Regions from separate parts of the Homo sapiens genome. Here region 2 is linked to region 1. Evidence: chromatin loops called from intact Hi-C (ENCODE). Cell type or tissue: ascending aorta. All regions are shown on one strand. Each heading gives the region's core, and the rest is flanking DNA. Links, peaks and the distances in the headings are about the cores only. Region 1 has its middle 140 kb from the start of MIR4675. Region 2 has its middle 150 kb from the start of NEBL.

Region 1 (5,385 bases), core at 134-5,133:
GCGTCTCTCTAAGGAAAACATTAATTCGTATGATTTCATAGTGTAATCTCCTTTTTTATGGTTTAATAACTGGGAAGCATTAAAGGCAAATAACATTATGTATTTGTTCATATCGAACAATACAGTTGAATGGATTCAACAAATGATGGTGACAAATAATCTTCAGTCATACAGAAATTTTAAAATAAATCAGATCTAATTATACTAAAGAGCTTCTGTGCAGTGAAAGAAACTATCATCAGAGAGAATGGACAACCTACAGAATGGGAATTTTTGCAATCTATCCATCTGACAAAGGTCTAATATCCAGAATCTATGAACTTAAACAAATTTACAAGGAAAAAAAAATCCCCTTTAAAAAGTGGACAAAGGACATGAACAGACACTTCTCAAAAGAAGACATTTATGTGGCCAATAAACATACTTTTAAAAAGCTCAATACCACTCATCATTAGAGAAATGCAAATCAAAACCACAGTGAAATACCATCTCACACCAATAAGAAGGGTGATTATTAAAAAGTCAAGAAACCACAGATGCTGGCATGGCTGCAGAGAAATAGAAATGCTTTTACACTGCTGGTAGAGATGTAAGTTAGTTCAACCATTGTGGAAGACAGTGTGGCAATTCCTCAAAGATCTAGAACCAGAAATACCATTTGACCCAGATATCCCATTACTGGGTATATACCCAAAGGAATATGAATCATTCTATTATTAAGACACATGCAAACATATGTTCATTGATATATTCAATAGGGAAGACATGGAATCAACCCAAATGCCCATCAATGATAGACTGGATAAAGAAAATGTGGTCCATATACACCATGGAATACTATGCAGCCATAAAAAGGAAAAAGATCATGTCCTCTGCAGGGACATGATGGAGCTGAAGCCATTATCTTCAGCAAATTAATGCAGGTACAGAAAATCAAACACCACATTTTTCTCAATTATAAGTGGGAGCTGAACAATGAGAACGTATGGACACAGGGAGCGGAACAACACACAATGGGGCCTACTGGTGGGGTAGGGGATGCACGGGAGGAGGGACAGCATCAGGATAAATAGTTAATGCATCCTGGGCTTGATACCTAGGTGATAGGTAGATACATGCAGCAAACCACCATGGCACACATTTACCTATGTAACAAACCTGCATGTCCTGCACATGTATCCTGGAAGTTAAAATAAAATAAAATAAAATAAAAAGAAACATGTGAATATCCAGCCCTAAACCTAAAAAAAAGAAAATATATCAACATTCTCTACACTACTTAACAACTGGACTTTAAAGTTAACTTAAATGATCTCTGTGGATAAAGTACCATTGCAACATAATGATACTGCCAGTAGTATAAGAGGAATGATAAGAGAAAAATTATCATTTGGACAGTAATAGAAAAGAAGGGTTAAATATGGTAATAGAGGCAGTGGAGATAATCCCAAAGAGAGTACTAAGTGGTTACAAAGACACAGTGCCTCAAGGCTCAGTCATATCCCTGGGATATACTTATTTCTAATAAGATTTGGCAATTACTGTGCAAAGGAAAAGCCCTAAACACAATGAATCCTTAAAAAGTTCCCTTAGTCGGCCGGGCGCGGTGGCTCATGCCTGTAATCCTAGCACTATGGGAGGCCAAGGCGGGCAGATCACCTGTGGTCAGGAGGTTCAAGACCAGCCTGGCCAATATGGTGAAACCCCATCTCTACTAAAAAATACAAAAATTAGCTTGGTGTGGTGGCGTTCACCTGTAATCCCAGCTACTTGGGAGGCTGAGGCACGAGAATCACTGGAAACCGGGAGAGGTTGCAGTGAGCCAAGATCGTGCCACTGCACTCCAGCATGGGTGACTGAGTGAGGCTCCATCTAAAAAAAAAAAAAAAAAAAAAAAAAAATTCCCTTAGTCATCTTAGATAACAGCTTATTGGCAACATTGTGCTTTATACCTTCAAATACATCTCTCCAAATGTTCTCAGAACTCACTTTTGTTTGTTTTAGCCTTGGTCTAACAGCAACAGCCTGGCTGATGTTATGCCAAGATTCCAGTTGGTGGAAATGTAGAGTTACTCATAGCTATGGCTATTAGAAGGAAGATGTTTTGTCATTTGACTAATAAGGTTTTACTAAAGTTAAAAGGGGTCTTCAAACCTCCGAGATGAAATTCAGCAAAAAGTTAGGGATATTTGCAGAAAGCTGACCATTACATAATCACCTTATGGAATGTTTAAAATCTTTTCACCAGGTTGTATTACCAGATACTGCCACTCACATTACTATGTCCACGGACCATGGTAAGACTGTAAAGCCTTATTTGGTTTATTTCGGTTCACTGGCGTATAATTCCTCTCAGCTCCCTATTCTTTGGCCCTTTCCCCAGGATTAGATCTGCTTCAAAGAAAACATCCTAAAATTAGCTTGACTGTGGTACAATTTCAATATTCATACCGTAATTTAATAAAGGTATCCTCTTGTTGACTTCATTTCTCTTTTCTATCTCACATCCACTGAACCCCAAATATCTTTCTGCTTCTGCTTCTCTTATTTCAGTAGCATAAACTATACCATTTAAAAGAGGCCTTTTCCAATGTTTCATTTACACTGAGGGCCAGTGAAAGCAAGATAAATGCACCCATATACATGCATAAGACATTTTAGGAATGTATCTTTCTTCCTGTGCTCCTTTAGGTTTTCACTTTTTTAGCTGCTTATTAGGGTTTTTTTGTTTTGTTGTTGCTGTCGTTGAGATGGAGTATTGCCCTGTTGCCCAGGCTGGAGTACAGTGGTGGGATCTCGGCTAACTGCAACCTCCACCTCCCGGGTTCAAGCAATTCTTGTGTCTCAGCCTCCCGAGTTGCTGGGATTACAGGTGCCTCCCACCAAGCCTGGCTAATTTTTTATGTTTTTAGTAGAGACAGGCTTTCACCATGTTGGTGAGGCTGGTCTTAAATTCCTGACCTCAAGTGATCCCCCACCCAGGCCTCCCAAAGTGTTGGGATTACAGGCATGGGCCACCATGCCCAGCCTGCTTATTAGTTTTTCAGCAGTGAGAGATAAATCAGTTTCCCTTTGAGGCCACCCCCGCCTCATGCAATAAACTAAATGTTTATGCCCCACCCCCCCATTCATATGTTGAAATTTAATCACCAATGTAATGGTACTAGGAAATGGGGCTCTTGGGAGGCAATTAGATCATGAGGGTGGAGATCTCACAAATGGGATTAGTGCCCTTTTAAATGAGACTCCAGAGTTCTCTCACCCCTTCTGCCACATGAGGACACAGTGAAAAGACAGCTCTCTAGGAACCAGGAAGTGGGCCTTCACCAGACACTAAATCTTCCAGCAACCCCTTCATCTTGGACTTCCCAGCATCCTGAACTGTGAAGAAGAAATTTCTGTTGCTTATAAGCCACTCAGTCTATGGCATTATGTTATAGTAGCCCAAACTGACCAAGATACCTCAGTTTATTTATTTATTAATGTTGAAAAGGTTTATTGGGTGCTATGCTTTGGGCACTGTGCTAGGAGCTGGAGGTATATAGAGTGGGACAGCACAGTCCTTGCTTTGAAAAGACTCACAGAATAATAGAGAAAGCCAGTATTTCTCCAATATTGGCTTCAGAATTAAAATAGAAAAGTGTATAGATCTCTTCCTTCAGGTAATCATTCATTCATACATGAGCCACTCATTCATTCATTTGTATATGATGAACAGGAACTATAAGGTCTCTGCCCTTGGCAGTTGGGAGTTTTTAGAGTGTCCACGTATGGCTGGGTGTGGTGGCTCATGTCTGTAATCTCAGCACTTTGGGAGGTCCAGGTGGGAGGATTGCTTGAGCCCAGGAGACTAGCCTGGGCAACATGATGAGACCCATTTCTACAAAACAAAAATTTTAAAATATTAGCTATTAAAATATTACAGTGGCTCACACCTGTAATCCCAGCTACTCAGAAGGCTGAGACAGTAGGATCACTGCAGCTCAGGAGGTCCAGGCTGCAGTGAGCTATTGTCATAGCACTATACTCCAGCCTAGGCAACAGAGCGAGACCCTGTCTCAAAAAAAAAAAAAAAAAAAAAGGAGTACCTACATGTGCTTATGCAAGCATGCACACACACACACACACACACACACGCACACACACACAGGGGATATGCAGATACTGACTTAACGAGAGTTTTATTTTTAAAGGATATGTTTTATTTTGCCATCACACACAGTCTGCAAGATTTGTGAGTGCCACTTCATGCTATGCTCTGAATACATCTCTGATATAAGGCTTCATACAAGGCTTGTAGTTTTAATTTAAAATACTTTTTTAGTGAATATTTTACTGACTACAGCTCCACCTGAATCTCTTTATGCAAGCAAGCAGGGCACTCTGAAAAAGGCATCCTGCGGTGTCAACAATGCCTGTGGGGGCTTAAAACGTCCACATTTATCTATGTGTAAGAGACCTATGGTCGTGCTCCATAGAGGGTTACAGGGACAATATAGGCAGAGAGAAATCTTGGACTGAGAAATTTTTCAACATAAATGGCTTAGCGAGATAACATCATAGAGGAAATTCATTGGTATAATCTCACATTGATAAGCAGCTATTTCTGACCCTTGTCAAGTTTACACATTCCTCAGCTCTTTGAAACAAATGAATCATGCCTGCAAAGCTTTCATGATCAGCTTGAAAAAGGTAAGAAGGAGCTTTCAAAATTCATTAGTAGAACTATGAAAAGCTCAAGCCCCTTCAAAATGAGTTGCAAATATTTTAGAAAAGGATGTATGTAGGTATGTTTATTTTTTATTTCAGTGGAGCAACTAAAGAAAAAATCTAAAAGTCTGTAACTTACTATGCCTGTATAAATAAAAAGAAGACAATTGAATCACAAGGATCAGAAAATAAAACATTTTTAAAAGAGAGTTAACCAATTAAAATCACGGCATGTTAATTTGCAGATATCAATAAACGGATTGTAAGTTGATAGGGAAGACAAAAGATTTAAAATAGCCAACATAGTGTTTCAACACAGTATTTAAGAAGATCAACAAAGCCAGAGGGCTGACACTACCCAACTTCGATAGTTGGTATAAAACTAATCAAGACACTGCAGTATCAGCAAAAGAATAGAGAAATAAATCAGTGGAATAGAATAGAAAGCCCAGAAATGGACCCAGATGAATATAGTCAAGTAAGCTTTGACAGAGGAGCAAAGGCAATTCAATGAAGAAAGGATCATCTTTACAGGATATAGTGTTGACACAACTTGGCACCTACATGCAAAAAAAGATGAATATAGACATGACCTTTTACCTTCCAAAATATTCAACCAAAACAGATCATAGATCTAAGTGTAAAGTTTAAAACTATAAAACTACTGAAAGAAAA
Region 2 (5,385 bases), core at 107-5,106, 330 kb after region 1:
ACTTCTTTGAAGCTGCAGAATGACACAGTGGATGAGACAAGAGCATTAGATTCAGATGAACCCAGGGGAGAGATGATCTGTGTCTCTTACTGTAGCTGTGTGATACAGGCATGTTTGCGTGTTAGGGAAGTGTGAAAGCAAGCCTCAAGGCAAAAGAATCACCTAGACCAAGACCTAGAGGATGTGGACAAATTAGCCAAGGGAGGAAAAAGTAGAAGTTGCGGGCAAAAGGCACAACACAGTTGAAGACCTGAAAGTAAGAAAGATCATAGCATGTTTGAGACACCGAGATTAGCTCAGCAGGGCAGGAATGCACAGAGGGAGGAAAGTGAGAACAAAGGAAGCTGGGGGAGAGTCAGAGCTAAGAAAATTGGGCTTCATCCCGTTAAAAGAAAAACTTCAGGCCAGGTGCAGTGGCTCATGCCTGTAACCCCAACAATTTGGGAGGTCGAGGCAGGCAGATTGCTTGAGCTCAGGAGTTCAAGACCACCCTGGGCAACATGGTGAAACCCCATCTCTACTAAAATACAAAAAATTAGCCAGGTGTGGTGGCAGGCACCTGTAATCCCAGATACTCGATAGGCTGAGGCAGGAGAATTGCTTGAACCCCAGAGGCAGAGGTTGCAGTGTGCCGAGATCGTGCCACTGCGCTCCAACATGGGCTACAGAGTGAGACTCTGTCCCAAAAAAGGAAAACAAAAGAAAAACTTCAGACAAATTAAATTTAACAGAGTTTAACTGAGCAAAGATCAATTCACGAATCAGGCAGCCTCCTGAGCCAGAGTAGGTCCAGAGAAACTCCAGCCTGCCTTATGAGAAAATTTATGGGCAGACAAAAGAAAGTGACAAGTAGCATACAAAAAAAAATGGAAGTGAGATACAGAAACAGCTGGGTGGTTACAGCTCGGCATTGGCCTTATTCAAACCCAGTTTGAACAGTTGGCTATCCTTGATCAGCCAAAACTCAATGATTGGCATAAAAGTAGGTTCCAGTCTGTTTACACATCTAGTTAGGTTATAGTTCACTACATAGGATAAAACATTAGGCCAAATGTAAAATAAGTAAGGAGGCAGCTTTAGGCTAAACTTAATTTAACAGTCCTAACAGTGACAGGTTTCTAAAGTGGAAATGACGTCACTAGGACAGGATAAGAGAAAGAAATGGCTCACTTGTCTACATGGACCATTAGACGCAATGCAAAGGAGAAGAAGTCAAGAATGGTGTCCAGTTTTCTGGATTAGGCAACTGAGTGAATAAAAGCAAAAAGCTGCAATGTAGACAAGGTGTCTAAGAGGCAAAGTTGCAAACAAAGTCCAATATCACTATCTGCTTCCAAAGGAACAGCTGCTGGTGGCTGTAGTAGCAGAAAGAATTTCAGATAAACAAATCATCTTTTTCAGCCGCATGTAAACAACCATAGCTCAGCAATAACCTTAAATAAGAAAAGAAATGCTTGCCACAATACTGTATTGAGTGGCATTCAAATTAAATACTTCAGATAATGGGGTCAGGTTGGATCCTTCTAAGAGACTCCAGCCCAGGCCCAGACATCTAGAAAATATTTGAAGCATTACCGAATATTTTAGAAGCCAAATGTCTGCTTTGCCTTCTTAGCACAAAAGAGTCTAAGAGCCTGGAAAAGTTCAGCTTCACCAGCTAGTGTTGCTATACCCAAAGGGTGGAAGTCACTGAAGGTCAAAGAAAAATTGTAGGCACCAACTGTTAGGTTTAGTAATAGTTCAATTAAGGATGCTGGGAACTTTAAAATAGAACATTGTGTTGGCATCAGTGGTGACTACAATTTCTACAGGGTGTTGCTTTCAATGAGATTTAGGGTCTCTTAAAGACTTTGTTAACTTTTTTTTTAATGTGGCCATTTAAACAGTTTTAAGGTTAGGGGCTTAGAAACCCTTCCTTCTTCCTTTGCAGAAATTCCAGGTGTGTATTTCAAGAGGTAAGTACCTTTGAAAAATGAGAATGAATGTAAAGCCGGCTCACTTCCCATCACTTACATTGCATAAATGTTTTGGGATGAGATCAAATAAAGCTTGATATATGTGGTTCAGGCAATATGCAGAGCCCCAAAACAATTTCTGAAATATATGGCTTCTCTCTTGTCCTTTGCCCATAATCCTACTGTTATGTTTCAGCTTTTGATGTTCCTGAGGCTTAGTTATATTTCTTTCTTTATCTCACTAACGGACCTAAGGTGCCACCGGATTTTTACAATGTGGATTCCTTTTATCACTAACTCTTATCACGAAGCCACATTCAGGCATCACTCATGTCCTGGTTCTGCATGCTTTCCTCCTCTTCACAGCTGCCATCCACAGTGCCTCCAGCTACTGTCACATCAAATTACACTAGCTAAATAGAATGAAGAAGAGTCAGTCCCGAGTCAGAACAACTTCGGTAAAGATGCTTGGCTGTATTTAGTGGACATTTATTAGGTATCAAGTCACACTGAAGGAAACATTCATTTATATCATGTTTAGCAAATCATTGAAAAACAGACATATATATTTCATTGATTTTTGGAAGAATTAAACATGACAGCTTGATGGAAATGCAATATTTAAAAACAATAATATCTGGAGCTTCATACAGTGACTTTTATCCAGTGAGTTTGTAGGTTTCCTTCCCTCACCACACATTCCCACGTGCAAGTTGTATCTACTGTCTCCAATCATCAGACTCATGATAAAGAGAATCTAATTGTAGGATATGAAGATATGTAGCTGTTTCCAGTGCCTCCACAGTAACCTCAATGAAACAATCAACCGTTTAGTAATTCTTGTTCCCTGAAAAACATGAAGCTGGCAATAAATCTACAGGCAGAGGCCAGCTCTACATTAGCAAAATGAAGCAGAGAATTAAAGTAATTATCTAAAAAATTCATCATGAGCCTGGGGTAGGTAGCTAAATTACTTAAATGAATATTTCAGGGGGAAAATGCAGTTTTGGAAAAAGGCCTTTGAAGACTCTCTTGGCTCACTGATTGCATGTAAAACAGGAAAGTCATTGTACCAATGACGTCCACGTATAGATGGAAGGTATCCCCTACTGGAGCCTTACTTTGAGAGTGCAAAACTGTTCAAAAATGTTACTGTGGTTTAAAATTTTTGCCACTTGGCTTTAAAATCAAAAGAGATTGAGGAGGACCAAACAATGATTCGTCCATTGGGGATTTAGTCCTATCGACCATTGTTTCCTGGGTTCCACAGAGTGAAGGCTCAAAGAAACTTCTAGGAGACATTCCTTTCCCTGCGTTCACCTCAAGATCAGCCAAGATCAACACTTACCCCAATTGGCAGAGACAGAGGGAATTTTAAGACTTTCCCAAAGTAGGCAATTTTTTCCCTTCCTTCAGTGCAAAATAAGCCTTAGAAAGGTTTGTATTGATCTAAGTCTGGTCACTTTGTTCTTATATGCCTGTCTTATAGGAGCATCGGTGTCATGCCCTCTGAACTGGTCACAAGGATTCAGGGCAGAGATACAGGCTCTCTTTCCAAGCAGGGGACTTCAGATCCTTGGAACTAAAAGTGTGGACCATGAACCAGCAGCATCAGCATCATCTGGGAGCATGTTGGAAATGCAGAGTGTCAGGCCCCACCAGTCCGCTGCATCAGACTCTGAAAAATCTCCCCAGGGAATGAACATTTGTGAAGCGCCTATCTCCATGACATTGTGGATCTAGGAGAGCAAGGGGTAAAATCTGAGCAAACCTGTAAGGTAGGAGAGAAGAATCAATTCTATAGGTTCACAGAGGGCTGAAGAGTCCAGAGATGTGAGATCTGAGAATAAGCAGAATCAATACAAACAGACCAGTCTATGAGATTACAATCCCAGGGACTTGGGCTTGCTGTTTGATGCTTCCAGCTGAGTGTCTACACCTTGGGATCGCAGGTGTTAATTACGGCCACAAAGGGCCCGGAGACCTAACTGCGAATCCATCACTTTAAGAGGAATACCTGCATCCCTGTTAATGGTTTCCCAAGACACACATCCCTTCCCCCAAAGGCAGACGCTTCATATGGAGGACAGCAAGTCCCATGACATTCACTAGGAGCTGGGGGAGCTGGGCAGGAGCAAGTGAAGTGTTAGATGGAAAGCCCCACTTTTAAAAATGTCCTCAATCTCAGCTGAGCATGATGGAAACATGCTGTTTCCACAGTACATATTGTGTTGGCTTTTATTAGAATGTGTTGTTGCTGCCATTAATTTAATTATTTTATGGATTGATTTTGCAGAGCTTGCATCCTGAGGCTATACATATTTTTTTAAAGCAGAGAACTCACTTGAGAATGAATGTACATATTGCACATGTGGCTGAAACTCATTTGCTCAGAAAAGATGGGAAGCAGCTGGCTGGCTTCTTGCACATATACTTAAGGAGCATGCCTAAGTCACATGAATGTCCTCATTACCAAACTGAAGAACTCCAGGACCATCTTTCTTTCTTAGTCACATCAATAATGACCATTTATAGAGTGTGCGCCCATCTGAAGCACCATGCTAAGTGCTTTGCATACATTACATCTTAATTCCGTAAGACACTCAAGTTCCCACTGGGTTCTAGTCTCAGCTTCAAATGGTCCACCATTTACCTTCTCTATATCTCAATTTACCCACCCTTAAAAAGGTGGCAACTACCTTCTCAAGCTGCATACAAGAGTTGTCTTGAGCAGGGGTCCCCATGCTCCAGGACAGGGACCCATACCAGTCCATGGCCTGTTAGGGAACCGGGCTGCACAGTACGAGGTAAGTGACAGGCTAGCGAGTATTCCCGCCTGAGCTCCACCTCCTGTCAGAGCAGCAGCAGCATTAGATACTCATAGGAGCACAAACTGTATTGTGAACTGTGCATGCAAGAGATCTAGGTTGCGCGCTCCTTATGAGAATCTAATCCCTAATTATCAGAGGTGGAATACATTCATCCCAAAACCATTTCCCCTCCCCATGCCCCAGTCGATGGAAAAATTGTGTTTCACAAAACCAGTCTCTGGTGCCAAAAAGGCTGGGGACAGCTGGTCGTGAGGATCAAACAAGAGTGCCCAGGTAGGAGCAGTCTGTGATATAAGGGCTTAATATTCCTGCGGAGCTTTTGTTTTCATCTGGAACTTCTTCTTCATGCACTCCATAAAAATTTATGTGTAGGAACAAGAAGCAGTGCTGTTACCTGTGCTGCAAAGCAGGGGGTCTGCTTCAGAGAACTTCCTGCTGCTGCGCTGGCCGACTGCACTAATGCACATCCCGCTGAGCGACTGCTATCAATAACTACTTCTTCCTGACTTCTCCCCTACTAGTTTGCACTGAGCCAGCCCTCCCATGTTGGGCGACTTGGGCTCTGGCTTTTCCTCCCTAAACGAATTACACTTTCTTGC

What was found. Peaks named below come from ENCODE experiments on the same cell type or tissue, not always from the same donor. Only the 100,000 strongest peaks of a DNase experiment are listed, where the experiment ranks them.
Region 2: a loop joins it to region 1, with 2.0 times the contacts of the local background. A loop is called at or near these places in 1 of 110 quality-filtered maps.

The regions. Positions count from the first base shown.
Region 1 is chr10:20,413,864-20,419,248 of GRCh38, forward strand. No RefSeq gene overlaps it. Among named protein-coding and RNA genes, the nearest start is that of MIR4675, 140 kb to the right of the region's middle. In ascending aorta, for the core only: no CTCF peak of the experiment used is centred there; a DNase peak (open chromatin) is centred at 2,018; H3K27ac peaks cover 1,723 bases.
Region 2 is chr10:20,741,808-20,747,192 of GRCh38, forward strand. No RefSeq gene overlaps it. Among named protein-coding and RNA genes, the nearest start is that of NEBL, 150 kb to the right of the region's middle. In ascending aorta, for the core only: no CTCF peak of the experiment used is centred there; no DNase peak of the experiment used is centred there; H3K27ac peaks cover 3,366 bases.